Linked DNA regions of Homo sapiens: regions 2, 3 and 4 are each linked to region 1. The links are chromatin loops, found by intact Hi-C in ENCODE. Cell type or tissue: heart right ventricle. All regions are shown on one strand. Region 1 holds the start of WIF1 (Wnt inhibitory factor 1). Region 2 has its middle 23 kb from the start of TBC1D30. Region 3 overlaps LEMD3 (LEM domain containing 3). Region 4 overlaps LEMD3 (LEM domain containing 3).

Region 1 (8,000 bases):
TGATATGGCAACTTGAAATAAATGGAAATTAATTCTTTATTTGCTTTGGCAATCAGATGAGAAATTTCTCTTAATAACTGTAAAATGTACCAGGCTACACACTATACAGTACTATTTCCACCTGCCATAAGGCAGTGGAAATATTAAAGGGTAATTTTCTCAGAACTTACCTGCCCTGCAGCTTGCCAGGTAAAATTCATGGAATGGATATTGACAGGAATAGCTGGCATTCTCTGTTGTGCTTTTCTGAAATCATGTGTAAAAGGTGCCATTTTCCCCTCTGAAACAATCAGGATATCTTCTTCAAATCCTGGTTTTTAAAATAATAAAACGATCAAACCAGGTAGACTTGAAATCATCTAAATCAGAAGTTTCAAGCAAAAAGAAAACCAAAGAATTAGTGTGGGTCATTTCTGTTCACAAGCATCTGCCTTCAGTACCATCAACGCTACTAAGATTAATTTTTCTCTGTGGATGATGAGAATGATGCCAACAGACCCATGCTTTCAGGGAAAAGGGATGGACATGGAGTTAACCGACGCAAAAAAATGCCGGGTGCACCTAAAAACGCAGGGCTATAAAAATTAACAACAGCATGATCAGAACACTAGATCAGCTTTGGTTTCTTAAAAGAGAAGTTTATAAGCTTTCAGATGGAAAATATCTAATTAAAAGAGGGGAACACTCTTTTGTGGAAATTAAGTTTTAAAACACAAGAAACGCAGGTATCCCTCTTTCTTGAAGAGTGGAGAGAGGAGGACATAGGCAGGGGAAGGCGCTGGAGGCGGGGGCCTTACCTATGAGTACTCTTGCCTGGTGAGCATCGATCCATAGGTACAGGCTCTCCTCCTGCGGCGGCCCGGCCTCCGCCCGCAGTGCCAGCAGGCACAGGAGGATGCTCCAGAGCCAGAGCGCGGCGGCAGGGAAGGCGCTCCTCCGGGCCATGCTGCTCAGGACCTCCTCGCTGCCGGGAAAACTCCTCGTGCCGCACCTACGCAACCTGGCGCCGTCAGATACTCTGCTGCGCTGCAGCTCCCTCAGCCAGGGCTGTTCCCGTTTAGACGGCTGGGCGCGTCGCCTCCCGGCCTGGGTGCCAAGGAGCCTGCGAGAGCAGGAGGAGGGGGCAGGCAGGACGCGGGAGGAGGAGGGGGGGACCAGCGGGCGCGAGTCGCGCAAGAAGATGGGGCGCGGGCGGGAGTGGGGGCGGCAGAGACGTAAGACTGGCAAAGCTGGCGAGGCCAGCAGTCAGCGGGGCAAATAGAGCGAGAACAGAAGAGCGGGAAGGGCTGGCGCGAGCGAGGTGCGAGCGAGGAGTGGGGCCCGCGAGGCCTGGGCGGCCGCCACTTGGGGGCGCTGTGGGGCCCCCCCGGGGGCGGGGCCGCGAGGGACCCCCGAGGCTGCATTCACAGTGCGGTGCGCCCAGTGGAGCGCCCGCGAAGTGGGCGTGTAGGGCTGGCGGACCCGGAGAAGGGCACTCAGAGACCCCTGGGACATCACTCGCCACCTCCTCGGGCCAAGGGAGGCTTCGGGGGAGGGAAATGGGGAGAGCAGACAACGCTGGGCTTGACTGAGTGCTGATGATGGTGATGGTGATGGTGATGATGATGATGATGATGATGATGAGGTGATGACTCCTGTTCCTCCTCCGGCGCTCACTGAAGGCGCAAATTGCCCTTCGTCTCCCTTTCAGCCAGTAGGATTCCTCTCTCCGCCAACCCTATGCGCTCCGTTCTGCGATAGGCTGGCACTTTGCGCGCTCCCAAGCAGTTAAAACTCGAGGCTCGACTGTCCGATGGTGCCGATGGCAGGCGCTGGCCTTGGCTCGAGGCGCAGGGCGTCCAGCTGGTACTTGCCCGACACCCAGCATTTGGGGATTCCCGTCTGTCTCCCTGATAACCCGGCAGTGCCCGGAAGAGTGCCCTGGGCCCTGGACGATAGCTGTACCTGACCCTCCGGGGTAGGGCTCCTCTAACATCGTGGATATCTTCACGTTTGCTGATATTTTTTAAAAGTTGCTGAATTCGGCCGGGCGCGATGGCTCACGCCTGTAATCCCTGCACTTTGGGAGGCCAAGGCGGGCGGATCACCTGAGGTCAGGAGTTCGAGACCAGCTTGGCCAGCGTGGTGAAACCCCGTCTCTACTAAAAATGCAAAAATTAGCTGGGCATGGTGGCGGGGGCCTGTAGTCCTAGCTACCCGGGAGGCTGAGGCAGGAGAATCACTTGAACCGGGAGGCGGAGGTTGCATTAAGCCAAGATCGTGGCACTGCACTCCAGCCTGGGCGATAGAGCGAGACTCCGTCTCAAAAAATATATAAATAAATAAATAAAATAATTTTTTAAAAGTTGCCGAATTCACAGGTGCGTGGGGGCAAAACCAAGGCTCTGGCCTCGTCTGTGAGAAGCATGCTTGGCCGGCAGTGGGCTGCAGCATAACCTATCCACCTGGCCCAGCAGAAAGAACTGATTTTTGCCTCCTGCCTAATTCCTCGGATGCACAAAGAAAACGGAAGCAAAAGGGTTTTGTTTTGTTTTGTTTTTAATTAAAAAACTTAGCCTTCGGACTCATAAAAGGTTCATTTACTTGTGTTTGTTCTTTAGTACCCGAAGCTGTGACAAATGCCTCAAGGATCAAATGTCTGGGGCTGGGCGTGGTGTTTCAATCAGTCCTTTATAGAGTAGCAGATGCCTCAAGAGGGAAAAACAAACAGAAACAACAGAAGAGATGGTGGACATGTGCAGGCATCAAGTTAAATCAGTGTTAGGTTCTGAGAATATAGATTTCCAATGAGGAAATATTTGCAGCTATACAACCAACCAATAGAAAAAAAAAAAAGGAAAAAAGGAATTAGACAAGAAGTCTATGACTGATTTGAACTTGCAGTGTCTTAATTTTTAAAGTACTTTTATTTTAAGTGCTTACTTAATCCTCACAACTCTTAAGTAGGTACTACTATTATTCTTATTTTACTGACGAGGAAAGAGGGCTCAAAAAGTCCAGTAAGTTGACTGTGGATATCCAGCTGGTAAATGAGAGTAAGGGTTCAAATCCCAGACACTCTGATTTCAAAGCCCATTCTCTTAGTAACTTATACCTCATACTGATAAATAAATCATAATTAAGTCTATTTGCATCCAAAGCTTCACAGTGATTCTTCCTTTACAATAAAAATATTTACCTGTTTCCCAACATTGCATTATTTTTTATTTCTATGAATATTCATGTATATAATGTATGAACATTAGGCTACTTTTAAAACACTTTAATGTTATAATGCCAGTGTCACCCAGGTAAAGATAATAATTTCACAGCACAATAGGCATTTTCTTTAACTCGGAGCGAGTGGTTTTAACATTTTTTTCTAGTTCTGCGCAAACCTCTATGGCTCTTGGTGCAAGGACGCCCTCTACAGGTTTTCCTAATCAAATACTAATTGAGAAATATTCATAAAATTTATTTTTTGGTGCAAGAAAAAGAGGAACTAAATTCTCTCCTAACTCGGTTTCCTCTGAGTGAGGTTCTTCTGCAGCAGTTGAATTTGGTGTTGATAACAATGGTAATCTATCTTGCTATAAGGACGTTTTTTTTCTTCCAGAATGGTTGTTTTCTGTTTACTTCTCTCCAGCACAGGACACTTAGAAAAATTATATTTTATTAGAGATAGATAAAGAGAAATGCTATTTAAAAAATTTTTGATATAAACTCGTTTGGTTATTAAAGGGGACAAAGGAACACATGTTTTGTTATACAACAGTGATTTTTAAGGGTAGCAGCGTGGTTCTTTTTGTAGGGAGGTCTATCTCTAAGAGATGAATCAGGCTTGACTCTCCTTTCTGTTGTTAAGGAGCAGTTATGTAGCTATTTCATTAAGAATTGATTTAAGTTTTTAAATTTCTTTAAACAAACATGTGACAATATTTACTAGCATATGATAAAAATTTGGAAATAATGTGCTAGGCAAGTCAACTTCATTTCGTTTGAAAATTCTGCCATTTATTTTCCAGTTCATTATGCTTCCTTTCCTTGTGCGATTCCCTCTCATCAATTATGTGTGCAGGCAGCTTCATTTATTTGTTCATTAACTCATTTGCTTATTCAACAAAGATTTATTAAACAGCTATTATATGTAAGACACTGACCTGGAAATTATAGTACAAATAAAACATGATCATAGCCTTCAAAGAGCAATAGAGCTACTAAAATAAGTAAGACAAGTACCTAAACAACCATAATACAAGGCAGAATGTGGTGATTGTTGATAAGGCAGAATGACTGGAAATTCATAGAAGAAATCTTGTATCTAGAATTCTGCACATTTGTTTGTTCATTCATTCATTCAAAATATATTTACCCGGTGTCTGATGTTTGCCGTATATAAGCACAGGGGATAGAAAGGTAAGTAAAAAGACAGCCCTGCTGTCAAAGAACTCTCAGTCTAACAAGGGAGTGTGTTGAGAATAAACAATAGAGAGGAATGAACGCCATGGTGGGAAAATGCACAGGGTATTTTGGGACTCAAGGAAAATCCTTCGAGGCAGACTGGGTTCTGGGAAGACTTTCTAGAGTAGAGCATACTTGAGCAGTCTTGAAGGTCAAAGGGGAATTGAGCATGCAAGGGGGAAAGATAAGGAACATCCATGCATAGACAGTGGCAATAGTGAGAGCAAGAGACATGAGAAAGAATGGCACCATGCAGGATCTGCAGGTGCTGACCTGTAGTATGATGAGCCTGGAATGGGAGAGGGAGGGAGCAGCTGGGGATGAAGCCCAAAATGTAGGTAGGACCTGGTTATGGAAGATTGTGCTGAGAACAATTCCAAATAATTTGTTTAGAGACGCTGTCCTCAAAGAGGCGAGGCGTAACTCCCCACTCCTGAAGTGTGGGATGTGCAGAGTGACTTCCTTTTATAGCGTGCAGTGTGGAAAGTGGGGAAAGTAACAAACCTGACAAACACTACTTCAACTAGGTGATCAAGATCATCAACAGTGATGAGTCATGTGATAGTATGTGCCCTTGATATGATGTGATGAGAATGGTACTTTACCTATGTGATCTTGCTCCTGAAAACCCATAACCCCAGTCTAGTCACAAGAAAAATATCAGAAAAACCCAACTGAAGGACATTCTACAAAATTCCTGATCAGTATGCCTCAAAACTGTCAGTGATCAAACAAAAAAGGGAAGTCTGAGAAACTCGTAGCCAAGAGGAACCTAAAGACACATGACTACCAAATGTAATGTGCTATCCTGGACAGCATCCAGGAATAGAAAAAAGACATTAGGTAAAGCTAAGGAAATGTAAGTCAACTACTAATAACACTGTATCAATATTGGCTCATTAATTGTGACAAATGTACCATTCTAATATAGGATGTTAATAACAGGGAAAATTGGGTGTGGGGGTATATGGAAACTCTCTGTACTATCTTTGCCATTTTTGCTGTAAATCTAAAACTGTTCTAAAATATAAAGCTTATTTTAAAAATTAAAGATCAAGACTTGAATATGTTTAAAAAATCTTAGCTGCTGACATTTGAAAAGCAGATTTTTTAATTAAAAATTTGATTTCTGGCTGCTCTTGAAAATGTAGAGATCTGACAATATTCCCTTCTTAGAAAGAATCAGATGGTGTGAGTAGTGACTGCCCTTCAAAGAGGACTAGCGTGCCCAGTCGTTACAGTTGCACTACTCTTCCATCCAGCATGCTTTGCTCTTTTACTTGACCATCTAGGCTTCTGTAGGCTCCTGAGTTTGCCATGCATATCCTGGAGGAGACCCGGAGGGACAGGGAAGAAGAAGGTATCTGAGGGGGCTGAAGCCAGTGCTCATCTTGGAAGTGCAGTTGTGTGGGAACCAGGGCAACACAGCTCTAGAGGTAGGTCTTGTCAGTGTCCAGCCATTCATTCACCCAGGCAAGTTGCCAGAACTATCTTGGTGACTGCAGGCATTGGGACTGAGACTGGTGCATATCAGCTGCACCCTAAGCTGTGTCTTGGAGAAGGAAGGAAAAGATACCCCTGTACTACACTGCTGTGGAGAGGGAGACATGAGATAGTAAATGAAAAGGGCAAGTTGGCGAGGATTATGCTTAAAAAACAAACTCTCTTCTTATACTACCATATATAATAGCTATATATAACTATGGATAGACTATAACTGTCTACCTTTTCTATAACGTCTGAAAGTTTATATAACAAAATATTTCTAGTGGTTACCTATGGGAAGTAGGAACACAGATAGGGAATGATTTTCCATTTATGCACAAATATTTTCTGATTCGTAATAAAATTAGAAGATGCTTTTGTAATTAAAAACCATTTTAAAGAACAGAAAAAGGTTGTTTTATGCCTGCTTCAGTCGGTTTCTCCTGAAGTAAGGAGCTGTCAACACCTAGGTTAGCACCTCTCGCTATGCGGCTTGCACACTTTACCACTTAAGAACTGCACATCACAACACATGACAGCTCATTACTGAAGCACAGCACAGCCGGAGTATTCCTCATCATCCTATGTGACATTCTTGCCCTTCTTTCTTCACATGATGGCATTGCCAAGCAACCTAGCATATCTTGTCTTCCAAAAACCATGTCTATTCTTTTCTGTTCATCCATGCTGTTTTATCCTTATGACATTTAATGAAGGGTTTTTTTTATATGATAGGGAAGAAAGGGAAAACAATTTCATTGCCCAATAGTAGAGGAATGAGAAAGCAAATTAGAATATCTTCATAGGAAGAAGTATTATTGAACTATTAAAATTGATGTTCTGAAAGATATTAAACCATGAATCTATCACCACAATAACAATAATAGATATTACCTATCACTCCCAAAAGTTTAGCAAAATCTACACTTGAAATATGTGCAGTTTATTGGATGTCCACTATATTTAATTAAACCTGTTTTAAAGAAATTTTAAAAAATAGTGTTTCATCAGGAAGAAAAAAATGGTAAATTGGACTATATTAAAATTAAGAAACTCTTATCAAAAGACAGTATTGAGAGTGAAATGACAAGCCATAGAATGGGAGAAGATATGTGGATGTATGAGACTCTTATCCGGATCATATAAAGAATTTCTACAAATCTACAAGTGAAAAGAGAGTCCAGTAGAAAAACGGTCAAAGTCTTGAACAGGCACTTCGTTAAAGAACATACCTAAATGCCAATTAACACATTAAAAATGGCAACTTTATTAGCCATCAGAGAAATGTGAATTAAAACTACAGTGAGAAACCTCTTCAGCCCCATCAGAATGGTTAAAATGAAATAGAAAGAATATATGAGGTTAGTGAGGATATGAAGCAAACAAAACTTATATACTGCTGGCAGGAATGTAAATTGGTACAACCATTTTTGAAAACTGAAAAGAAGTACTAAAGCTGAACCCAGAAATTATATTCTCAGGTATAAGCCCAACAAAAAAAGACATATGTCTATATATATACACACACACATATATATATGTATATATATATACATATATATGTATATATATACATATATATGTATGTATGTATATATAGTCATCCAAAGTAATATATAAATATGTGTGTGTGTATATATATATATATATATATATATATATATAGTCATCGAAAGACATGTTTATAAAATCCCTGTTTATAATGGCACCAAAATAGAAACAACCCAAATATCTATTGACAGTGGAATGGATAAAGAAATTGTTACATATTTATAAATGGAATACTACATAGCAATAAGAATAACAAATTGTATTAGTTTTTGCAATTAAAAACAATGGTAAAAAGTCGCAATTACTTTTGCCCCATCCTAATAATTACAACATTAATGACTCTTGAAAACATCATGTTGAGTTAAAAAAGCCAAAATGTACATACTTTGGCTTTAAATATGATTCCATATTTAAAAAATTCAAAAATATAAGAAACTAATCTATGATATTAGAAATCAAGATAATGATAACCTTTGAAGAGTGGTAATGATTGGAAAGGACATAAAAGAGGCTTCAGTGGTACT
Region 2 (8,000 bases), 320 kb before region 1:
GCTGGATGATTTCAACCAGTATAGAAGCATGTCATTTTATCCTTAATCTGAAACCAAACATTAAAGTCATCTCTACACCTCTCTTCAGCCATCATTCTGGTTTTCTGTGCCTCTGCTTTTTCATCTGTAAAATGGACAATAGTATTGGCCCTACTTACCTCTTAGAACTATGTTTTGAAGACAGAATTGAAAGTACTTTGAAATGTTAAATGTGTACATGTATATATGTAATTGTTTATAAATTCAAAAGTTCTGTGTTGAGTACCTGCTGGGTGCTAACATGCAAAGAAGAAGAAAAATATACAGTATCCTCAGTGAGCTTTCAGAAGAATAAAGTCAGAGAAGCAAATAAAAAATTACAGTATAATAGTTCTAATGGAGGTTGTGGTATATTGAAATAGATTTTTTGACAACTGCCATTTTTACACATCATGTGCTGACATTTTGAAGTATTCTGAATCCATCTTTCCAATATAATCAGCTAACAAATGGTGGTTTTCACTGTACCAGGTTTCAGCTTGACATTCCAATGAGTCTTACACTGTTTCAGGATAGAATTATGTATTTTTATGAAATTGGAGGAAAATGCTTAGGAGAAGGTGTTGCTGACATAGGAGAATTTCAGGCAAGTCAAGGCTGATTTGATATTCTCAAGACAAGGACTCGTTTGAGTGGTATTAGACTACCTGAAAGACCTCCTATTGTAAAATTTAAAAACCTTGACGTTTGCTCAATTATGCAACAGAGTTATTCTGGGGATGAGTGGTAGAAAGATGGAATGGGAGCTCAGAGTGTTCTCTGTGTATGCAGATCCTCTTCTCTTCTTGGTTCTCTTTCCTTGGGACCACTTCTTCAGGGTACAGACTGGGCCTCAGCATCTGCCAGGCTGGTCTGGCTTCAGGCACCTTTTTTTTTTTTTTTTTTTTTTGTTGAGACGGAGTCTCGCTCTGTCACCCAGGCTAGAGTACAGTGGCACGATCTTGGCTCACTGCAAGCTCCGCCTCCCTGGTTCACGCCACTCTCCTGGCTCAGCCTCCCGAGTAGCTGGGACTACAGGCACCCACCACCATGCCCAGCTAATTTTTTGTATTTTTTAGTAGAGACGGGGTTTCACCTTGTTAGCCAGGATGGTCTTGACCTCTTGACCTCGTGACCTGCCCGCCTCGGCCTCCCAAAGTGCTGGGATCAGGCACCTTTCTTAAGAGCAGGGATGGAGAAAGGTGAGAGAAGCCTGGGCTTCTGACGATGTGCCTCTGGAGAGCTGATGGGATGGGAGGGGGGCACATTGGTTGAGAACATGGACTCTGGAGCCATGTCCCCTGGGCTCAGATCCCAGTTTTGCCACTTACTAGTTCTACAGTCTCATGCAAGTTCCCCGACCCCTCTGTGTTTCAGTTTTCTCATCAGTAAAATGGGAATGATGGTACTTTCACTTCATAGGATGGTTATGTGAATTAAGTGAGTTAAAGTATGTAAAATGTTTAGAAAACTGTCTGGCTGTAGTATTTACTACTACTGCAATAATTCCCACTGTGGGAGGTTCAGAGGTTGCCTTTGCCATCAGCATTTGCATCCTAGCCTGTGTAAGGCAATTATGAAGGTTGCTGGGCTTTTCACTTATAAAAGAAATTGATGAGATGGGTTATTTGAGGAGCAGGTGTTGAATAATCACTGTTAGGGATAATATAATTTTTTAACTCTTCGGGAAAGGATTGCTTCCTCTTCTCCAATAACATGCAAGAAGAGTGCTCTTCCTCTGTGTGTTTCCATTGAGAATGTGATACGTAAATGTGTCTTGGGGATACATGTTATATCTGATGGTCAGCCTTGTGTGTACAAAGGGCAATAGGAGCAAAGGTGGGAACCACCCTAATCTTCAAAGCACTAGGGAACATGGGGAAGTGCGATTAGAAAAGGCTGATAGAGGCCGGGCGCAGTGGCTCATGCCTGTAATCCCAGCACTTTGGGAGGCTGAGGTGGGCAAATGACGAGGTCAGGAGTTCCAGACCAGCCTGGCCAACATGGTGAAACCCTGTCTCTACTAAAAATACAAAAAATTAGCTGGGCGTAGTGGCAGGTGCCTGTAATCTCAGCTACTTGGGAGGCTGAGGCAGGAGAATTGCTTGAACCCTGGAGGCGGAGGCTGCAGTGAGCTGAGATCGCGTCATTACACTCCAGCCTGGGCTACAGAGTGAGACTCCCTCTCAAACAAAACAAAACAAAACAAAAGCCTGATAGAAATGTGCCCTGTGGACAGGGGTAGGAGGGGTGGCAGACATTCCATGCAGAGATAAGGGCACAGAGGCTGAGGGAGCATCAGGTATTTGGGATACTCTTGGTAATCAACAATTGCTAGATACAAAACTAGAGGCTGGAGGGAAGTGGCAGAAGTTGAGACTGGAGTTTAGATTGTGTGTCCTGTAGCAATATCTCCCTGAGCACAAGAGTGATGCGACTGGGTTTTCATGTTTCAGAGGTCATTTTGACAGCAGTGAGGACAGGCTGGATAAGGTGAGTGGATGTGAGGAGTATTGGGAGAGGCGAATGGAATCAGCTCGTAGAGTCGATGGGCCCTGGGAAAGGGGCTCCTGGAAGTGGAGGAAAGGCAATGAGATATTTAGGAGGGAGATTCAGTGGGACTGGAGAGTGTGATATGGGAAGAGGAGGAATCTGGGTGGATGTGAGGGCTTGAGTAAGATGTGGGAGGCTGCAGCAGAGATCCCTCAGGTACCACATGTAGACTGCGAGGGAAGGGAGTGACCTGTTAGAGAGGGCAGAACCCTGGGAGAGAGAAGAGCCAACAAGGAGAGCAGCGTGGAAGATGCTGTGGGAGGCTAGAGGCAGGGTCTCAGGGAGATGCAGGGTTAGCTTCCACAGAACAGCTGTCAACAACATGTGTACATATAGTTAAATAGAGAAGTAAGAAAAGGTTGTGAAAGAGCATTGGAATTTTCCCTTTTAAAAATGATGTTTCATTTAAGAGGAGTTTCTGTTTCATGCAATGGTGGGGACAGAAGCCACATTACACTTGGTTTCTCAGCAAGGATATTAGAGTCATTCTGGAGTTTTCTGGAGGTGAGACGGATGAGAACTAGGCTTGTTCTGTGCTCCTCGTACAGAGCTGCTTCTGTCCCTCTCCGTTTGTTAGAATTGATGAATTTTTCCTCCTCTGAACCTCACCATTCCCTATACTTATGTCTATTAGAGTGCTAATTATATTTGATATTTGTTTCTTTATACATCTGTCTTCTCTCTCCCTGCCCATTAGACATAGATTTTCTGGAGGAGGGGCCGTATCATTCATCTTCTTTTTCTCAGCATCTGTTACACAGCTTCATTACAGTAGGACTCATTGAATGTGTGTGAGATGAATGGATAGATGGGTGGGTGGATAAGTTAAGAGGTTGGATCAAAGTTTGTGTGTGTGTGTGCATGTGTGTGCACACATGAAGCAGGTGATTTGGCTATGAAAGCAAGAGAGGCAGGTGGGGTAGGCTTAGCGCTTATGAACAACAGTACATATTTATAATCATCACTTTGACAAACAGGAAAGGGACTGCTTGGGAAGGGGCACCAACAGGGTTCTATTGAGATCGGAGTTTCTTAGTTCATAAACATGGAGGAATTTTATGGAATTGTAACATTTTAGGATTTTGGAGCTAGAGGGAGCTGTAGGGTTAATCTAGTGCCACCTCCTGTTGAACACAGGGCACTAGTGTATGTGGGCTGCCTTCCTAGCTAGATTAAAAGCATTTTGAGAGTATAGCAATTATCCAGTAAACATTTATTAATTGACAGTGTTAATACAATCTTTACATGAGGAGGGAATAGAGAAAATTAGGTTTATCATTCTAGTTAGAAAGACTGAAAAATAGTTCAAAAACCTATGTATCAGGCAGCAGGAGAATAGCAAAGACAGGTAAATTCAGATGTGTTCTGAGGACCTCCTTAACAGCATTGTGAAATTTTATTTACCCAGTCTTAAATGTGCATCTAACCTTATCCCCTCCCCAAACTGCAGGAGGTTTTCTCCTACCTGCTTTTTGGCGTTTTTGCTGTGAATTTTTACTTTCAGTGGATTATATGCTATTGAACAATGATGAAACATCATTTTTCTTTTCTGGTACTGGCACGAACAAGTACTTGTTTGTAATGGACTCTGTATAGAAATATATTTTGACACTGTGTGTTGGAAAATAATTGTTGCTAATGAATGCATGTCCTATCCCACGCCTAGCCCATTACAGCTCTTTTTTGGTTCTGTCCAGTATTGCCTCCCCGACATCATTTGCAGAAAAGGATATGCCAGGACATGGTCATTAAGGAAGCATTAAAGCTTGCCATTTGGCCTGTGATCTTTCCCAAAAAGCTTTGGTCATGTATGAATGTTGCTGTCCCTGGGCACCTTGTTTTGTTTTTGGCATATCTGGGCCCTCGAGCTCTGGGTGGAGACGAAAAGGGTCGCCCACATTTTGCTGCTGTTACCCGAGATGGCCAGCAGAGGGCAGGCTGGCTCCTTTCCCTGATCCAGTACCTGGGACGACTCTTCCTGCCCTGTTTGTCTCTGATCCCCACCAATTTTGTTTCTTTCTTTCTTTCTTTCTTTTTATTATTATACTTTAAGTTCTAGGGTACATGTGCACAACATACAGGTTTGTCACATATGTATACATGTGCCATGTTGGTGTGCTGTACCCATTAACTCTTCATTTACATTAGGTATATCTCCTAATGCTATCCCTCCCCCGTCCCCCACCGCATGACAGGCCCCGGTGTGTGATGTTCCCCATCCTGTGTCCAAGTGTTCTCATTGTTCAGTTCCCACCTATGATTAAGAACATGTGGTGTTTGGTTTTCTGTCCTTGTGATAGTTTGCTGAGAATGATGGTTTCCAGCTTCATCCATGTCCCTACAAAGGACATGAACTCATCCTTTTTTATGGCTGCATAGTATTCCATGGTGTGTATGTGCCACATTTTCTTAATCCAGTCTGTTATTGATGGACATTTGGGTTGGTTCCAAGTCTTTGCTATTGTGAATAGTGCCGCAATAAACATACGTGTGCATGTGTCTTTATAGCAGCATGATTTATAATCCTATGGGTATATACCCAGTAATGGGATGGCTGGGTCAAATGGTATTTCTAGTTCTAGATCCTTGAGGAATCGCCACACTGACTTCCACAATGGTTGAACTAGTTTACAGTCCCACCAACAGTGTAAAAGTGTTCCTATTTCTCCCCATCCTCTCTAGCACCTGTTGTTTCCTGACTTTTTAATGATCGCCATTCTAACTGGTGTGAGATGGCATTTCCTTGTGGTTTTGACTTGCATTTCTATGATGGCTAGCGATGATGAGCATTTTTTCATGTGTCTGTTGGCTGCATAAATGTCTTCTTTTGAGAATTGTCTGTTCATATCCTTTGCCCACTTTTTGATGGGGTTGTTTGATTTTTTTCTTGTAAATTTGTTTAAGTTCTTTGTAGATTCTGGATATTAGCCCTTTGTCAGATGGGTAGATTGCAAAAATTTTCTCCCATTCTGTAGATAGCCTGTTCACTCTGATGGTAGTTTCTTTTGCTGTGCAGAAGCTCTTTAGTTTAATTAGATCCCATTTGTCAATTTTGGCTTTTGTTGCCATTGCTTTTGGTGTTTTAGACATGAAGTCCTTGCCCATGCCTATGTTCTGAATTGTATTGGCTAGGTTTTCTTCTATGGTTTTTATGGTTTTAGGTCTAACATTTAAGTCTTTAATCCATCTTGAATTAATTTTTGTATAAGGTGTAAGGAAGGGATCCAGTTTCAGCTTTCTACATATGGCTAGCCAGTTTTCCCAGCACCATTTATTAAATAGGGAATCCTTTCCCCATTTCTTGTTTTTGTCAGGTTTGTCAAAGATCAGATGGTTGTAGATGTGTGGTATCATTTCTGAGGGCTCTGTTCTATTCCATTGGTCTGTATCTCTGTTTTGGTACCAGTATCATGCTGTTTTGGTTACTGTAGCTGTATAGTATAGTTTGAAGTCAGGTAGTGTGATGCCTCCAGCTTTGTTCTTTTTGCTTAGGATTGTCTTGGCAATGTGGGCTCTTTTTTGGTTCCATATGAACTTCAAAGTAGTTTTTTTCCAATTCTGTGAAGAAAGTCATTGATGGGGATGGCATTGAATCTATAAATTACCTTGGGCAGTATGGTCATTTTCACAATATTGATTCTTCCTATCCATGAGCATGGAATGTTCTTCCATTTGTTTGTGTCCTCTTTTATTTCGTTGAGCAGTGGTTTATAGTTATCCTTGAAGAGGTCCTTCACATCCTTTGTAAGTTGGATTCCTAGGTATTTTATTTTCTTTGAAGCAATTGTGAATGGGAGTTCACTCATGATTTCGCTCTCTGTCTGTTATTGGTGTAGAGGAATGTTTGTGATTTTTGCACATTGATTTTGTATCCTGAGACTTTGCTGAAGTTGTTTATCAGCTTAAGGAGATTTTGGGCTGAGATGATGGGGTTTTCTAAATATAGAATAATGTCACCTGCAAACAGGGACAATTTGACTCCCTCTTTTCCTAATTGAATACTCTTTATTTCTTTTTCCTGCCTGATTGCCCTGGCCAGAACTTCCAACACTATGTTGAATAGGAGTGGTGAGAGAGGGCATCCCTGTCTTGTGCCAGTTTTCAAAGGGAATGCTTCCAGTTTTTGCCCATTCAGTATGATATTGGCTGATCCCCACCAATTTTCTGATGTGTCAGATTGCAGACTCTAGAATCAGTTATGTAATGAAAAAACTAGTGGGAAAGGGGCACAAAATTCATTTTTTTCCTCTAAACCACTTGAGGTTTTTGGGGCAGATCTCTTTTAGCCCACATTGGTGGCCTTCCCTGAGCATTTTCTGCCCTAATTCTCCTAAAATCACCCACAAAAGGTATACGGGGCTCAACCCTCAACCCTGTGATGTGGGGAGGTTTGTAGTCGTCAGGTGTTGGATGATGATTCTAAGTAGAACCGTTAAAGAGGCTTCTTTTGGCTGAATGCGTGGCTCACACCTGTAATCCCAGCACTTTGGGAGGCTGAGGCGGGCGGATCACCTGAGGTCAGAAGTTCGAGACCAGCCTGGCCAACATGGTAAATCCCTGTCTCTACTAAAAATACAAAAAATGAGTTGGGCTTGGTGGCGGGGCCTGTAATCCCAGCTGCTCAGGAGGCTGAGGTGGGAGAATTGCTTGAACCTGGGAGGCAGAGGTTGCAGTAAGCTGAGATCATGCCATTGCACTCCAGCCTGGGACACAGAGAAATTGGGCCTTCATTCAGAAGACTTTAAAACAAAATAAAAAAGAGACTTCTTGTGTTTGAGGTCCCACATTAAGGTCTGCAGTGCACCACACTCCTATAAAAAGACACAGGCTTTATGGCGCTAAACAGTCTTTATGTATCCATGTTAATAGATTGTTGTTGTTGTTTCTAGAAAAGTGTGATAATAATAATCATCCCTTTTAGAGGAAGAGCTAAATTTGTGAACAGTATTGGGCTGTGGGTTCTGGAGTCCTGAATCCTGTTTTTGATGCTACTGGGTTTTTCTGCACATCATCCTGTTTTTCTTTGTTGACTTACTGGTGACTCCTCTTCAGTGTGTCTCATTGAGAAAATACATTTCTTGGCTGGGTGTGGTGGCTCATGCCTGTAATTCCAGCACTTTGGGAGGCCAAGGCAGGCTGATCACTTGAGGCCGGGAGTTCAAGACCAGCCTGGCCAACACGGTGAAACCCTGTCTCTACTAAAAATACAAAAATTAGTCGGGCGTGGTGGCGGGCACCTGTAGTCCCAGCTACTTGGGAGGTGGAGGCAGGAGAATTGCTTGAACCCAGGAGGTAGAGGTTGCAGTGAGCCGAGATCATGCCACTGCACTCCAGCCTGGGTGACAGAGTGAGACTCTGTCTCAAAAAATAAAATAAAATAAAATAAATAAAATAGTTTCTTCTTTTAAGATTTTAGTTGCCATAGTAAG
Region 3 (8,000 bases), 110 kb after region 1:
TAGAACACTAGAATTTATTCCTCCTACCTAGTTATAATTTCATTTAACCAACCTCTGGCTACAGACCCTCCACCTGCCACTTTGCCACTTTCTAGCCTCTAGTAACCACTATTCTCTTCTACCTCCATGAGATCAACTTTTTAGTTTCCCCAAAGGTAAAATAAGCCAAGTTCTTAGTAGTCCTTAACTTGGACTTCTAACTCATTTGTCTTCCACAAGTGAGAATATATGGTATTTGTCTTTCTGTGGTTGGCTTATTTCACTTAACATAATGTTCTTCAAGTGCATCGGTGTTGATGTGAATCACATAATTTTATTCTTTATTATGGCTGAATAGTATTCCATTGTATATATACCACATTTTCTTTATTCATCTGTTAATGAGCACTTAGGTTGATTCCATATTATTGTTAATAATGCGGCAATAAATGAGAGTACAGATACCTCTTTTCACTTACTGATTTTCTTTCCTTTGGATATATACCCAGTAGTGAGATTGCTGGATCATATGGTGGTTCTATTTTTAATTTTTTGAGGATCCACCATACTATGTTCTGCAATGCCTGTACTGATTTACATTCCCACCAACAGTGGATAAGAGTTCCCCTTTCTCTGCATCCTCGCCAGCATTTGTTATTTTTTGTCCTTTTGATACTAGCAATTCTAACTGGGGTGAGTGAATATCTCATTGTGGTTTTGATTTGTATTTCCCTGATGATTCATATGTTGGGCATTTTTCCATATGCCTGTTGGTTGTTTGTATGTCTTCTTTTAAGAGATGTCTGCTAAGCTCATTTGCCCTTTGAGTTCCTTGTGTGTTCTGGATATCAATCCCTTGTCAGATGAATAGTTTGCAAATGTCCCCCATTCTACTAGTCATCTCTTCACTCTGTTGCTGCCTTTGCTGTGCAGAATCTTTTATTTTGCTATAACACCATTTATTTTTGCATTTGTGTCTTCTCCATAAAAACCTTTGTCCAGACTAATGTCCTGAAGCGTTCCTCCTGTATTATCTTTTAGTACTTTAATAATTTTAGGTCTTACATTTAATTATTTAATCCATTTTGAGTTGATTTTTGTGTATGGTGAGAAATAAGGGGGCTCGTTTCATTCTGCCTGTTTTCACAGCACCATTTAGTGAAGAGACTGTCCTCTCCCCAGTGAATGGTCTTTGCACCTATGTCGAAAATCAGTTGGCTGTAAATACGTGGATTTATTTCTGGGGTCTTTATTCTGTTCCAGTGGTCTGTGTGTCTGCTTTTATGCCAGTACCATGCTGTTTTGGTTACTATAGCTTTGTAGTGTATTTTGAGGTTTTATAGTGTGATGCATCCAGCTTTGTCCTTTTGCTCAGGATTGCTTTGACTGTTCATAGTTCCATATGAACTTTAGAATTGTTTTCTTCTACTTATGTGAAGAATGTCAGTGGTATTGTAATAGGGATTGCATTGAATCTATACATAGATTATTTTTGGTAGTGTAGTTTTCATAATCTTCTAATTGTGAACATGGGATGTCTTTTTATGGTGTTTTATGGTTTTTTTTTAGATATCTTTTACCTTCTTGGTTAAATTTAATTGTAGGTATTTTATTCATTTATTTATTTTTGTAGCTATTGTAAGTAGAACTGCTTTCTTAATTTCTTTCTCTGCTAGTTTTTTGTTGGTATATGTTACTGATTTTGAGTATTGATTTTCTGTCCTGCAAGTTTATTTAATTTATTTATCAGTTCTAAGAGGTTTTTGGTGGAACTTTTAGAGTGTTCCACATTAACATCATGTCATCTGCACATAGGAACAATTTTTCTCCTTTCCAATTTGGATGCCCTTTATTTCTTTTTCTTGCCTAATTGCTCTGGCTAGGACTTCTAATACTATGTTAAATAAGAATGGTGAGAATGGGCACTGTTGTCTTGTTCCATTTCCTATAGGGAAAGCTTTCAGCTTTTTCTCATTCAGTATGCTGTTGGCTGTGGGTTTGCCATATATGGCCTTTATTGTGTCCTTCAGTACCTAGTTTGTTGAGAGTTATCATGAAGAGATGTTACATTGTATTAAATGCTTTTTCTGCAGTGAACTCTGTAGCCTTTAGAAGATTTTTTTATCTTGAGTTATTTTATGTTTCATATTCGGTTTTGTCTTAATTTAGTAGAATTTCTGTGGCATATTTTTATAAGATTATGGATTAATTTAATTTCATTCTTAAAGAATTATGTAAAATGTTAATACTCTTTTTTTATAGTTAGGTTTATGTATGTGTGTTTTTGTTACCTTTTCTTTTTGGAATCTCATTTTTCATGTTTTTCAAATGCTATAAAACCTGCCGTGGTTTGTCACCACCATAGACGCAGTTTGTACTGTCAAAAGCAAAACAGAGAGAGCTTTAAACAGGATTTTTTTCCCCCAAAAATGTAATTTTAAGGTCTATATAAAAGTCTTAAAGTACTATTTTTAATAATGCTTATTTTTTCAACATAAAATTAAATAATATTGGCTAGGCACAGTGGCTCATACCTATAATCTCAGCACTTTGGGAGGCCAGGGCAGGAGGATCATGTGAGCCCAGGTGGTGGAGACCAGACTGGGGAACATAGTGAGATCTTGTCTCTACAAAAAAAAAATTTTAAATAGCTAGGTGTGGTGGCACATGGCTCTGTAGACCCTCTGTAGTCCCAGCTCCTCGGGAGGCTGAGATGGGAGGATTACCTTGATTGTACCACTACACTCCAGCCTGGATGACAGAGTGAGAGCCTGTCTCAAAAATAAGTAAATAAATTAAATAACACTCATTATTTAATTCATATGGAAAATGAAAGGAAAAAAAGCTTCAAATTCACTACCTAAGGATAACAACTGGTAAAATTTTGGTCCATTTTCCTCTAATTAGTATTATAAATATTTTTTTCTAAAGCTAATATTACTTTATTATAAATATTTTATACTATAAATATTCATGTGTCTTTCCCTTGAAATTATTGTGTGTATTTCAAAAACCGTTGAATGATTTTTGAAAATGTTTTCTATCACTGAATAATATTTCATGGTATGATTTTATTTTATTGGTTTGTGGTTTTTCAATATTATGAAATCACTCTAATCTTTGCATATAGTATTTAATTTTCTAATATTTCTTAGGAAATAATCCTAAAAAGGAAATTACTTGTTCAAAGAGCATGAACTTTTAAAAATGCTTTTGATATATGTTGCTATATTAATTCCCAATTTAAAATGACTGCTTTAGCACAATCTAGCCAAAATTCTCTATGTTATTTTATCCATATTCTGGCATAAATATGGAGGAAACTCACTACAAAGTTGATATCAAACAAGGATTATAATATCTATATGGAGGGCCTTCTGCTTATGAGAAAGAGATCTATTACATATTTTCATGTATTTGCACTATAGTTTCACCAGCAACACATTTAAGTTTTTAGATTGAGGAATAAATAAACCAAAGAATGTGTAGAGCCCCTACAAGTGTAAGCTAATTTTTTCACAACTTCTAGTACATTTTAAGCACAGTGAGTATAGTAAATGTTTGATGGAGTAAAATGAGTGAATAAGCCTCAGTAACATATTTTTGTTTTCTTGAATTTAATTATTTATGTTTAATTCTTTATCCAGTTTTCTCCTTCAAAGGAAATTTAAATAAACTTAATAACTAATTTAAATAATTTAAACACTATTTTTCTAACTACTCCAGTGCTCTTCTTGAGCTTTTTAAAAAACTCGTTGTTTTTGATATTGAAAGCTTATTTTAATTTGTGAAAAGTTAAGAGGTCCCTCTGGTGGAACATTGAAGAAATACATAGTTTATATTTCCGTGAAAATACATGATTGGTTTTTAAGTTAGATGGTAGTGACTTTGTATAACTTTTTATGGAATAATGTAATGAATGGGTTTACGTTCCTAGGTTGCTTTCAAAACCTTCTTAACCTTTAACACAATGAATATGTTTAAGATTTGTGAAGAAAATAATAGGAAAGTAGACAGCTGCAAATGTGTCAAATTATGGGGCTGGATAGACTTTTATGGCCTAGAATGCTAATTACTGTTAATAAAAGTCTGTGTGGAAAAATGAGTGTTCTGAGAAGTGGAGTGAGGGGGAAATTTTATGATAATAATTAAGGTTTATAAAGTACAGTGTGGTACTTTCTATATGTTAATTCTAATTTCAGAATGATCCAACAAGATAGGTGGTATTAGACCCATTTCATAAAGAAACTAAACCATAGAGGGGCTAATAACTAGAGTATCCAGCTACTATGTGATGGAACTGGGAATAGAACCAAAGTACTTGCTCTTTTCTATATATTGTTCTGCCTCTTAAGTGGATGGAGTGGATTCATAATCCTTAGCTCCAGCTATTGAGTGGGCAAGGGACTGGTGCTATTAAGGGTTAGGATCTGAAAAAGTGGTCAAAGTAGATACATCTGGATAGGTGGCATATTTTTCACTTGTCCCATTTAAGGTTGTACATATAGCTAATCTGTAATGGAGCCAGCATCTGGTTCTGGGTCTACTTGATTCTAAAGACTATGTTTTTTTCTGTTATTCTAGCAGGTGAAAGATCATACAATTCTTACTGAATCAGGAGTTACATCCTGTTCAGCATTGTGGATTTCTGTGTGTTATATTTTAATTAATTTTAAAAGGTGCCATCTGATGCATAGTGTAGATCATCTCACAGTTCACTAGAATATTCACCAGCTGGAAGGCTGCATGGCTATTACTGTGTAAATTATCAGTTTCATAAACTATCCATATTAGGTTTTTAGTCCTTGCTTGATTTCTCCCTATACCAGTGCCTTTTTCCCTTCTTACTAACTAAAGTTTTGTTGCCTTATTTAATGAAACAGTATTATTTTTGTACTTGGAAACTGTAATCCAAGTTCAGAGCATCTGATGTGGGTTTTAAAGTACACATTTTTGACCCACGATTTTGAAAATAAAGAACATTTGGGAGAGTTCATGGGGGTATGCGTGAGTACACACATAATGTGTTAGATTTAAGATTTGGGAAAATATACTTCAAATTTAGAAAGATTTACATGAAGCAGTCAGTGGTATACTGACTGAGCTCTTGCCTATAAGTAAATAGTAATAAACAATAGTAATAAAAGTTGTGCCTTAAAAATTAAAAACTTAGTTTCTTCCTGATTTTTGTCATCAGTTATTGGAAAATGTTTGTTTTATGATGCTGGAATGCCTTACCTTAGAGGTTAGCAAGCCATGGCTTATGGGCCAGATCCAGCCTGCCTGTTTTTGTATGGCTTGTGAGCTGTGGTTTTACAACAGTTTTAAAGCTTGCTTTTAAAAAAGAAAGAAAGAAATTTATATGGCTGCACAGCTTAAAGTGTTTACTCTCTGGCCCTTTACGGACAAAAGAAAAAGCTGACCAACCCCTGCCGTGCCCACAGCTTTCCAGGTGGCTACAAAAAGTGAATAATAAAACAGTTTAAACTGTTAAAATCAGGTATATGCTATGTATGCTACAGTATTAGCATCAACTATTTGGCACAAGCAAATAATTCAATTTTTGCTTTTATAAAAATTCCATTTTCTAATACTCTAGAATGCCGTATATATATTTGTGGAAATAGTGGCATATTTTAGACCTCAACACCCCATTAAGTCCTTAATGAGGTTTTAAATAATCAATTGTTTATTGAGAATGTGTACCCATAAAATGAACATTCCATGGTTTTCTTGTATTCCAGATAATGAGTGGATGTCAAGTGATATTAATAAAGGAAAGGAAAACAGAAAAAGGGAAAATAACAACAGATCCTCTTTTCTTACCCTTACTATTTTATAACTAAGAGATTTAAGGCCTTCATTCCTCCTCGTACTTAGCTTTTTAGATCTGTAGGTGTCTTTGTTAATTTGAACCATTGTGTACATTTTTTAAGGATATTTGATGAGAACAGTAATATTTATAATGTCAGCCTCCTAAAATTTGTATATTTAAAATTTGCACTAATAACCTTGGGAGTTTGTTTTTATGTTATCTGAAACTTATGTTTATAGTCTGGTCTTCAAAGACTAGATTATACTTGTCCAGTATTATATGTAGTAATGCAAAGCATGCCATGATACTAGGCAAATCATAGCAATACAAGCTGAACAGCATGTATATAAGTACAAGTAAATACAACATTTATTTCATTGATTTTTAATATATGCATGTATTTGAAGGGTACTATGTGGCATCTGTGTCTTTGAAGAACTAAATGAGTACAAAATCCTTTTTAAAAATGTATGGTAGTGACAACATTACAAAGAAGACTAAATGCAATAATGTTGTCTTCAGCTACACTGATAACCTATATTAATCTTGCTTTGTAGATTTTCATTTATATACAAAGTGATTTCTAGTAGTATATTTATAACAATTGAAACTAATTGCCTGAAATTATTTTGTGTAACTTTATTGCATAATATTTTAAAACAATATTAAAGCAAATAAAAATCACTTGTATCCTCATTCTTGTGCTACTCATATGAGTACATATATTTTATAATTATAAATACAGTTGGCCCTACGTATACATGGGTTTTGCATCCATGGATTTAACCAACCGTGGATCAAAAATCTTAGTGGCAATAAAAAGAAAAAAAGTACAATGGAAAAAATACAGATTTTAAAAATACAGCTATCTATATTCATTTATATTAGGTGTTATAAGTAATCTAGAAATGATTTAAAGTATAAAGAATGATGTGCATAGGTTATATGCAAATACTATGCAATTTTATATCAGGGACTTGAACATCTGTGGATTTTGGTATCCATGGGGCATCCTGGAACCAATCCTCTGTGAATACTGAGGTATGACTGTATATATAAATTAAATGTTGTAGTTTTATTTTTTTAAGCAGATAGCTGTTTAGCTCTCATCATGATTATTTCTAAGTTCATAATATCCATTGAAATGATCTCATATATAAACCTTTTTTCAATCATTAAATACATTGTCTGCAATTTTTTTGATGTTTGTAAATGCTATAATAAACACCCAAGCTTAAAAAAACAGATGGCCTATAGTTATCTTCACCATCTTAAAAATCCTAATAGTAGTTTCATGTAATGATGCCTAACAAGATTAGTTCTGCTTTATAAAACTTTTTATTACATTTGCAAATTTGATACATTAGAATAACTTACCAGTTTTATATTAGGAAGTAAACTATACTGATCAAATGAAAACCTTATAATTTCCAATGCTGTTGAAGAATCTGTTGATAAAATACAATAGGACACTTCTTAGAAAAATCTTTTTTTTAGAGAGAATTTGAAATGACTTTTTATTTCTGTTTTTAGAAATTCATTTTTTCCTCTACGAGCCAGGCACAGTGGCTCATGCCTGTAATCCTAGCACTTTGGGAGGCCAAGGCAGGCGGATCACTTGAGGCCAGCAGTTCGACACCAGCCTGGCCAACATGGCGAAACCCCATCTCTACTACTACTAAAAATACAGTGATTAGCTGGGTGTGGTGGCACACGCCTGTAGTATCACAGTTACTTGGGAGGCTGAGGCACAAGACTGTGCTTGAGCCCTGGAGATGGAGGTTGCAGTGAGGCGAGTTCGCACCACTGCACTCCAGCCTGGGTGACAGAGCAAGACTCTGTCTCAAAAAAAAAAAAAATTCATTTTTTGCTCAAAAGGGACATAAAGACATACTAATAATACAAGCTCCATGAACACAGGGAATTTTTCACTGTGTTGTTTATGCTGCACCTCTAGTTTCTAAAATAGTACTTGGCACATGGTAAAGGTGTTTATAACAGTATTATATTTGATAAATTTTTAAAAATTGGACATATTCTAAATGTTCATTAATAAGGTGTTGATTAAAAGTATAGAATAATCATACAATGGAATACTATTTTGTTGAAAAAAATAGGGTTTTTTCCATGTAAACTGACATTGACACAATATTTTGTTCCATGAAGAAAACAAGTAGAACAGTAGTATGTGTAATATGATACCACA
Region 4 (8,000 bases), 98 kb after region 1:
TCTTTCTTTACTGATTATAATAATATAACCTGTAATTGTATAATGTATAAAATATTTGAATTAATTATGTTTGTTTTCTTCTGTTTAAGAGAGTACTGATTCAAAATTAATAATATGCTAATCTTTCCAGGAGATCATGAATGTGGCAGTTCTAGTCAAAGAACGCTTTCTGTTCAAGAGGCAGCTGCGTATTTAAAAGTAAGCAATGAAATTAGAATTTTAATAGCTATATTTTAAAAAATTATATAAATCATTGCTACTTGTAAGAATCATATGTTTGATTATTTTAATTGTACTGTTAAAAGCTTGGGCCTGCTGTTTGGTATAATATGAGCAGTTATGAGAAAGTAAAATTGTTCAACTTTTTTTTTTTTTTTTTTTTTGTGAGACACAGTTTCGCTCTTGTTCCCCAGGCTGGAGTGCAATGGCTGATCTCGACTCACTGCAACGTTCGCAACCGGGGTTCAAGCGATTCTCCTGCCTCAGCCTCGCGAGTAGCTGGAATTACAGGCACCCACCACCTCGCCCAGCTAATGTTTTTTGTATTTTTAGTAGAGATGGAGTTTCACTATGTTGGCCAGGCTGGTCTCAAACTCCTGGCCTCAAGTGATCTGCATGCCTTGGCCTCCCAAAGTGCTGGGATTATAGGCGTGAGCCACCTGTTCAATTTTTTTTAGTTTGTTTTAGAACATTCTCTATGAGAGAATGCATATTAATTTGGAAAGGGTACAAAGAAACATTGGTCATAGGGAAATTGAGATAGGTGAGTAGTAGCATGTAAGAGAGCAGGTAAATATCTAACCATTTATTTAAAATCTTCTGTCCCACATCAGTTTCTTCTCCAAATACTAAGAGAACTTGCTGTTGAATTTTCTAAACTACTGTAAATAATTTCTGGAAAATCTTAATGAAAGGTAGTAAAAGATTAAAGATGGATAAATGTCATTCTGATTTCTCAGAAGTGGAAAGTGGCATTTGAAAACCATACAGGAAAGCTTGTTGTCGGTCCAGTTCCATAAAGATAATTTCATAAAGATCTGAGTTCTTGCAAATGGAAACGTTGATCCCTGGAAGGTGGCTGGCATTTGAACGTGGACAAGTCATGCCATACAAATTTCATGCCTCCCATCCCCTTGTTAAAATTGTGGTAAAAAATATATAACGTGAAATCTGTTAACATATTTTTAAGTATACCGTACAACTATATGTGCATTCTTATACAGCAAATCTCTAGAACTTCTTCATCTTGTATGACTGAAACTCTATAGCCATTGCACAGCAGGCCCCCGTTTTCCTCTGCTCCATATCCCTGGCAACCACCATTTTACTTTCTTCCTCCATCAGTGTGATTAACAGATACCTCATATAAGTTGAATCCTGCAATTTTTGTCCTGTGACTGGCTTATTTCACCTAGCATAATATCTTCAAGTTTCATCCATATTGTAACATGACAGTACTTCCTTCATTTTTTAAGGCTGAGTAGAATTTCATTGTATGTATACATATATTTTCTTTATCCAGTCATGTTGATGGGCTTTTAGATTGTTTCCACCTCTTGGCTATTGTGAATAATTCATCAATGAACATGGCAATGCAAGTACTTCTTTGAGACTCTACTTTTAATTCTGTTAGACAAATACCTAGAAGTGGGATTGATAGATAATATGGTAGTTCAACTTTTTATTTTTTGAGGAACCTCCATACTGTTTTCATATTGACTGTACCATTTTACATTCTTTCCAATAGTATAGTAGGATTCCAGTTTCTGCCTATCCTTAACACTTATTTGCCTTATAGCTCACTGTGTTTTTATTTGTGTTTCCCTGATGATTACTGATGTTGAGCATCTTTTCATATACCATTTATATACATATACATCTGTGTGTATATATAGCATGTATACAGCATATATATAATACCTTATCTGTTGGCCATTTGTATATCTTCTTTGGAGAAGTGCTATTCAAGTTCTTTGCTGATTTTTAAGTTGGGTTATTTATTTTGTTATTGAATTGTGGGGGTTTCTTATGCATTTTGCATATTAACCCCTTGTCAGATATATGGTTTGCAAATATTTTCTCCCATTCTGTAGGTTACTTTTTCACTGTATTCACTGTTTTTTTTTACTGCACATATGCTTTTTAGTTTGATGTAGTCCCACTTTTCTGTTTTTGCTTTTGTTGCCTATGCTTTTGGTGTCATGTCCAAGAAATTATTGCCCATATCAACGTCAAGAAGCTTTTCTTCTATGTTTTCTTCAAGAAGTTATATAGTTTCAGGTCTTACATTTAAGTCTTTAATCCATTTGGAGTTGATTTTTGTGTACGGTATAAGATAAAGGTCCAGTTTGATTCTGTTGCATGTGGAAATCCAGTTTTCCTAGCACCATTTATTGAAGAGATTGTCATTTCTCCATTGTGTAGTCTGGCACCCTTGTAGAAGATTGTTGGATCATACATCAGTGGCTTTATTTCTGGTTCTCTATTTTGTTCCACTGGTCCATTTATGTCTATTATTATGCTAGTACTATACTGTTTTGATTACTATAGTTTTGTCATATGTTTTAAAGTCAGTGTGAGGCCTTTGTGGTTCCATATGGATATTAGGATTATGTCTTCTATTTCTGCAAAAAATGCTATTGGGATTTTGTATTGCTGTATTGCCTTCGGTGGTATAGTAATTTGAGTAATATTAAGTCTTCCAATTCACGAACATGAGATGTCTTTCTATTTATTTGTGTCTTTTATTTCATTCAGCTTTTTTTTTTTTTTTTGTAGTTTTCAGTGTATAAGTCTTTCACCTCCCTGGTTAAGTTTATTCCTAAGTATCTAAATCTTTCTAATGCTATTATAAATGGGATTATTTTCTTAACCTCCTTTTCAGATTGTTGTTAGTGTATAGAAATGTAACTGATTTTTGTATATTGATTTTATATCTTCCAACTTAGCTGAATTTGTTTATTCTAACAAGATTCTTTTTAGTAGAGATAGGGGCCTTGCTATGTTGCCCAGGCTGGTCTCAAACTCCTGGGCTCAAGTTATCCTCCTGCCTTGGCCTCCTAAAGCACGGATTACAAGCATGAGCCACCACACCCAGCCAAATAACAAGATTTTTTTGGTGAAATCTTTAGGGCTTTCTATGTATAAGATTATGTCACTTGCTAAGAGAGATAAATTTACTTCTTTCTGATTTGGATGTTTTTTATTTCTTTTTCTTATCTAATTGCTTTGGCTAGGATGTCTAGTGCTATGAGAGATAGAGATGGGAAAAATAGCCACCCTGGCCTTCTTCCTGATCTTAGAGGAAAATCTCTCTTTTTTTTTTTTTTTTTTCCTTGAGACAGAGTCTCACTCTGTCGCCCAGGCTGGAGTGCAGTGGTGTGATCTCTGCTCAATACAACCTCCACCTCCTGGGCTCAAGCGATTCACATGTCTCAGCTTCCTGAGTAGATGGGATTACAGGTGTGTGCCACCACACCTGGCTAATTTTTTTGTATTGTTAGTAGAGATGGGGTTTCACCATGTTGGCCAGGCTGGTCTCGAACTCCTGACCTCACGTGATCCACCCACCTCGGCCTCCCAAAGTGCTGGGATTATAAGTGTGAGCCACCATGCCTGGCCAGGAAAATCTTTCAGTTTGTCACCATTGAGTATGATATTAGCTAAGGGTTTCCATGTATGGCCTTTAATATGTTGAGATAATTTCCTTCTATTCCTCTTTATTGAATGGTTTTATCATGAAAGGATATTTAATTTTGTCAAATGCTTTTTCTGCATCTATTGAGATGATCATGTGATTTTAATCCTTTGTTCTATTAATGTGGCATACTCAGTTTTGATTTTTGTATGTTGAACCATCTTTGTGTCTGAGGTATATGATCCTGGTGTGTGATCCTTTTCATGTGCTTTTGAATTCAGTTTGCTAGTGTTTTTTTGAGGATTTTTGTATCTCAGGGATTTTAGTCTGTAATTTTCTTATAGTATCATTGTCTTTGGTGTCAGAGTAATGCTGGCCTCATAAAATGAGTTTGGAATTGTTTCATCCTTTTCAATTTTTCAGAAGAATTTGAATAGGATTGGCATTAATTCTTCTTTAATAAAATAGATAATAAACTCAGAAATGAATTCTGATTTTTTTCTTAGTCTAGTTAAGGGTTTGTCAATTTTGATCTTTTCAAAAAATCAACTCTCAGTTTTATTGATTCATTAAATTCTCTATTTAATTTATTTTTGCTCCAATCTTTATTATTTCCTCCCTTCTGCTAATCTTAGGCTTAGTATGTTCTTTTTTTAGTTCTTTGAGATGTAAAGTTAGATTTCTCATTTGAGATTTTTTTTTCTTAACATAGGCTTACCACTGTAAACCTCTCTCTTGTATTGCTTTTACTGCTTCTCATAAATTTTGTTAGGTTGTGTTTTTTATTTTTTTATTTTAATACATTTATAATTTTTCTTTTGATTTCTGCTTTGATCCAATGCTTGTTCTAGGAGAATGTTGTTTAATTTACACATATTTGTGAATTTCTCAGTTTTTCTCTGCTTTTGATTTTTAGTTTCATTTCATTGTGGTGTGAAAAGTTACTTGGTATGATTTCGGTCGTCTTTAATGTGTTAAGATTTTTGTGGCCTAACATATGATCTGATTTGGAGAATGTTCCATGTGCACTTCATAAGAATGTGTATTCTACTCCTGTTGGGTGGAATTTTCTGTATATTTCTGTTAGATCCATTTGATCTATAATTGTTGTTCAAGTCCTCTGCTCCCTTATTGATCTTCTAATGTGGGATACATACATATTTAGAATTGTTAAATCTTCCAGATGAATTGATCCCTTTGTCATTTATATAATAAATATCCTTCCTTGTCTCATGTGATGATTTTTTTTTTTTTTTTTTTTTTGAGACAGAGTCTAGGCCTGTCACCCACGCTTGAGTGCAGTGGTGAGATCATAGCTTACTGCAATCTCAAACTCCTGGGCTCAAGTGATCCTCCTGCCTCAGCCTCCCAAGTAGCTGGGGCTACAGACACATGCCACCACACCCGGCTAATTTTTAAAGTTTTTGTAGAGACAGGATCTCACTACGTTGCCTTTAAGTCAAAAATTTGTCTAATATGAGTATGGCTACCCCTACTCTTTATTCATTATTATCTGCATGGAATATCTTTTTCCATCTTTTGGCTGTCAGCCTGTGTGTGTCCTTAAATCTAAGGTGTACACATGATAAAATTGGAGCTTTTTTTTTTAATTATTCATTCAGCCACTCAGTGTGCTTTGATTTGGGAGTTTAGTCCATTTACATTTAAAGTAATTACTAATAGGAAAGGACTTATATTGCCTTTTTTGTTGAATATTTTCTCTCCGTGTTGTAGCTTTTTTGTCCCCTTTTCCATATCTTACTCTTTTTTGTGTCTTTTTTTTTTTTTTGTAGTGACAAGCTGTGATTTCTTTCTCATTTTCTTTTACGTGTGTTTTTTAGGCATTTGTGGTTACTATTGGGGCTTATATAAATTATCTTATATTCACAGTAATATTTTAACCTGATAACACCTTAACTTTAGTCACATGGAAAGTGTCTACTTTTTTATATCTCTCTTCATCCTTTATATTATTGATGTCACAGATTACATCTTTTCATATTGTGTATCATCAACATATTTTTATAAAGTTTTTTATACTTTTGTCTTTTAAATTGTATATCACAATTAAGTGATTTACACACCACCATTACAGTGTTACAGTATTCTGATTTTGTCTATATATTTACCTTTATCAGCAAGCTTTATATTTTCATATGCTTTTGCATTGCTAGGTAGCATCCTTTCATTTAACTTGGAGTCACTTTAGCATTTCTTGTGAGGCAGTTCTAGTGATGATTAACTCCCTTGGCTTTTATTCTGAAAAAATCTTTATTCATTTTTGAAGGATGGTTTTTCTGGATATGTAGTAGTCCCCTTTATCCATGGTTTTGCTTTCCACAGTTTCAGTAACACCTAGTCAACTATGGTCTGAAAATATTAAATGGAAAATTCCAGAAATAAAAAATTGTATACCATTTTTAATAGTACGATGTACTGCTCCCCCCTCCCCCCTACCACACACACACACAGTATTCTTGGTTGGCAGTTGTTTTCTTTCAGTACTTTGAATATGTTATTTCACTCTCTCCTGCTTTGTAAAGTATTTTGGGGACTCCCTTGTATGTGATGAGTAGCTTGCGTCTTGGCTGCTTTCTTCTCCTTGGTTTTCAACAATTTGAACATAACATGTCTGAATATGGACTTATTTTGGTCTATCCTCATTAGGATTCATTGGCTTCCTTGAGTCTGAATACCCATTTTCTTCCCCAGGTTTGGGGAGTTTTGGGCCCCAAATAACATGGTGTTTTTGTTTTTGTTTTGTTTTGTTTTGCCTGTTTCTTTCTTCTCTTTCTGAAACTTCCATATTACTTATATTGGTTGGCTTAATGGTGTCCCATTAAGGTCCTTAGACTTTCTTTACTTGTCTTTATCCTTTCTTCATTTTGCTTGTCTGACAGAATAATTCCAAATGACCTTCTTTTGAGTTTGCTGATTCTTTCTTCTGTTTGATCCAGTCTGCTTTTGAACCCCTCTAATGAATTCTTAAATTCAGTTATTCTTTAGCTCCAAAATTTCTGGGTTTTAAAAATATTTTCTGTCTCTTTGTTGATATTCTTACTTGATTCATGCATTGTTTTCCTGATCTTGTTGAGTATCTTTATGATGGCTTTTTCTGAATTCTTTGTCATGTAATTCTTAGACTTCTACTTCTTTAGGATATGTTTTGGAAGTGTATTTTGTTTCTTTGATTGACCATGTTTTCATGGTTCTTCATGTGCCTTGTTACTTTGTGTTGGGATTCGTGCATTTAACAACAACAGAAATAAAAAAAACAGCCACCTTTGTAGACTTTGTGTGGGGAAAGTCTTTTACCAATATGTCTGTGTAGACATTCTGGATTTCTTAGATATCTTTTCTGTGGTTGTGGTTGTGACCTCTCTGGATTTTTGCCTGTGAATTTCCAATTAGAGAAGTTTTGCTGGTTTATTTTCTCATAGTTTATAATCTTTTGATCCCTGGTATCTGTAGGTTATCCCTGGTGTCTGTAGATTATCTGGAGCTGCCATAAGCTATCCAACTCTTTTGTTTGTTTGTTTTGAGACAGAGTCTTGCTCTGTTGCCCAGGCTGGAGTGCAGTGGCACGATCTCAGCTCACTGCAACCTCTGCCTCCCTAGTTCAAGCGATTCTCCTGCCTCAGCCTCCCAAGTAGCTGGAACTACAGGTGCCCGCCACCATGCCCAGCTAATTTTTTGTATTTTTAGGAGAGACGGGGTTTCACCATGTTAGCCAGGATGGTCTCGATCTCCTGACCTTGTGATCCACCTATCTTGGCCTCCCAAAGTGCAGCGATTACAGGCATGAGCCACTGCTCCTGGCCCAGCTCTTTTTTCTTCTTAGTGGCCCCCAGGCATCTGGAGTATACTGAGTCCTATCCGCATTTTGAATCAGGTGAGGCAGAAGCCAGCGAGGCAACACTCCTTGCCCCTGTGAAGTCAGAACTTTGGATGCATGTCTAACTTTTTTCCTCCCCAGGGAGAAGCCAAGAGTTGGGGTTTTTCTCAACTTTCTTCATGCCGAGCTGGGGGTAGGGACAATGGTGAGTGAGTGCTGTTGCCTTTGTTCTTAGTAGTCCTTAATTTGGTGTCTTTCAACTATTAGATTCAGACATGACAGAAACCAGTTGCCCCGAAAAGTCAGATCATTAGATGTATGTTCTAGTCTTCTGTTTTCCTTCTGAGGAGGAAGCCACGAGTTGGGAGTTTCCTCTCTATTGCACTGCCCTGTGGGGTGATGAGAGTGTCTGGGAAGTGAGTGATATGAATTTTCCTAACAGCTTTGATACAGGTGGTTTTGTGCTTGCCTAGGTGCAGGAACCTTTTAACTAATTTCTGGATTTTTCACAAATGGAATTGGTCCATG

Evidence for each region. A loop is a pair of places that touch in the nucleus more often than their neighbours do. Peaks named below come from ENCODE experiments on the same cell type or tissue, not always from the same donor. Only the 100,000 strongest peaks of a DNase experiment are listed, where the experiment ranks them.
Region 2: a loop joins it to region 1, with 7 times the contacts of the local background. A loop is called at or near these places in 41 of 110 quality-filtered maps.
Region 3: it touches region 1 in a loop (4-fold over the local background); 17 of 110 quality-filtered maps call a loop at or near these places.
Region 4: a loop joins it to region 1, with 3 times the contacts of the local background. A loop is called at or near these places in 17 of 110 quality-filtered maps.

Annotation. Positions count from the first base shown.
Region 1 is chr12:65,120,247-65,128,246 of GRCh38, forward strand. WIF1 (Wnt inhibitory factor 1) reads right to left here and starts at 1,059. Exons shown (of 10, transcript NM_007191.5): 1 at 798-1,059; 2 at 171-310. The coding sequence starts at 945. RefSeq lists a silencer at 1,220-1,379. In heart right ventricle, CTCF peaks have their summits at 1,335 (motif pointing right), 3,400 (motif pointing left) and 3,605; no DNase peak of the experiment used is centred here; H3K4me3 peaks cover 851 bases; H3K27me3 peaks cover 6,833 bases.
Region 2 is chr12:64,797,900-64,805,899 of GRCh38, forward strand. It overlaps a transcript of TBC1D30 not described here. Among named protein-coding and RNA genes, the nearest start is that of TBC1D30, 23 kb to the right of the region's middle. In heart right ventricle, a CTCF peak has its summit at 4,494 (motif pointing right); a DNase peak (open chromatin) is centred at 4,475; H3K27me3 peaks cover 427 bases.
Region 3 is chr12:65,228,912-65,236,911 of GRCh38, forward strand. The region is part of intron 4 of LEMD3 (LEM domain containing 3); the gene reads left to right. Among named protein-coding and RNA genes, the nearest start is that of MSRB3, 46 kb to the right of the region's middle. In heart right ventricle, a CTCF peak has its summit at 3,794 (motif pointing left); no DNase peak of the experiment used is centred here.
Region 4 is chr12:65,218,422-65,226,421 of GRCh38, forward strand. It overlaps LEMD3 (LEM domain containing 3), which reads left to right. Exons shown (of 13, transcript NM_014319.5): 4 at 131-198. Among named protein-coding and RNA genes, the nearest start is that of LEMD3, 53 kb to the left of the region's middle. In heart right ventricle, no CTCF peak of the experiment used is centred here; no DNase peak of the experiment used is centred here.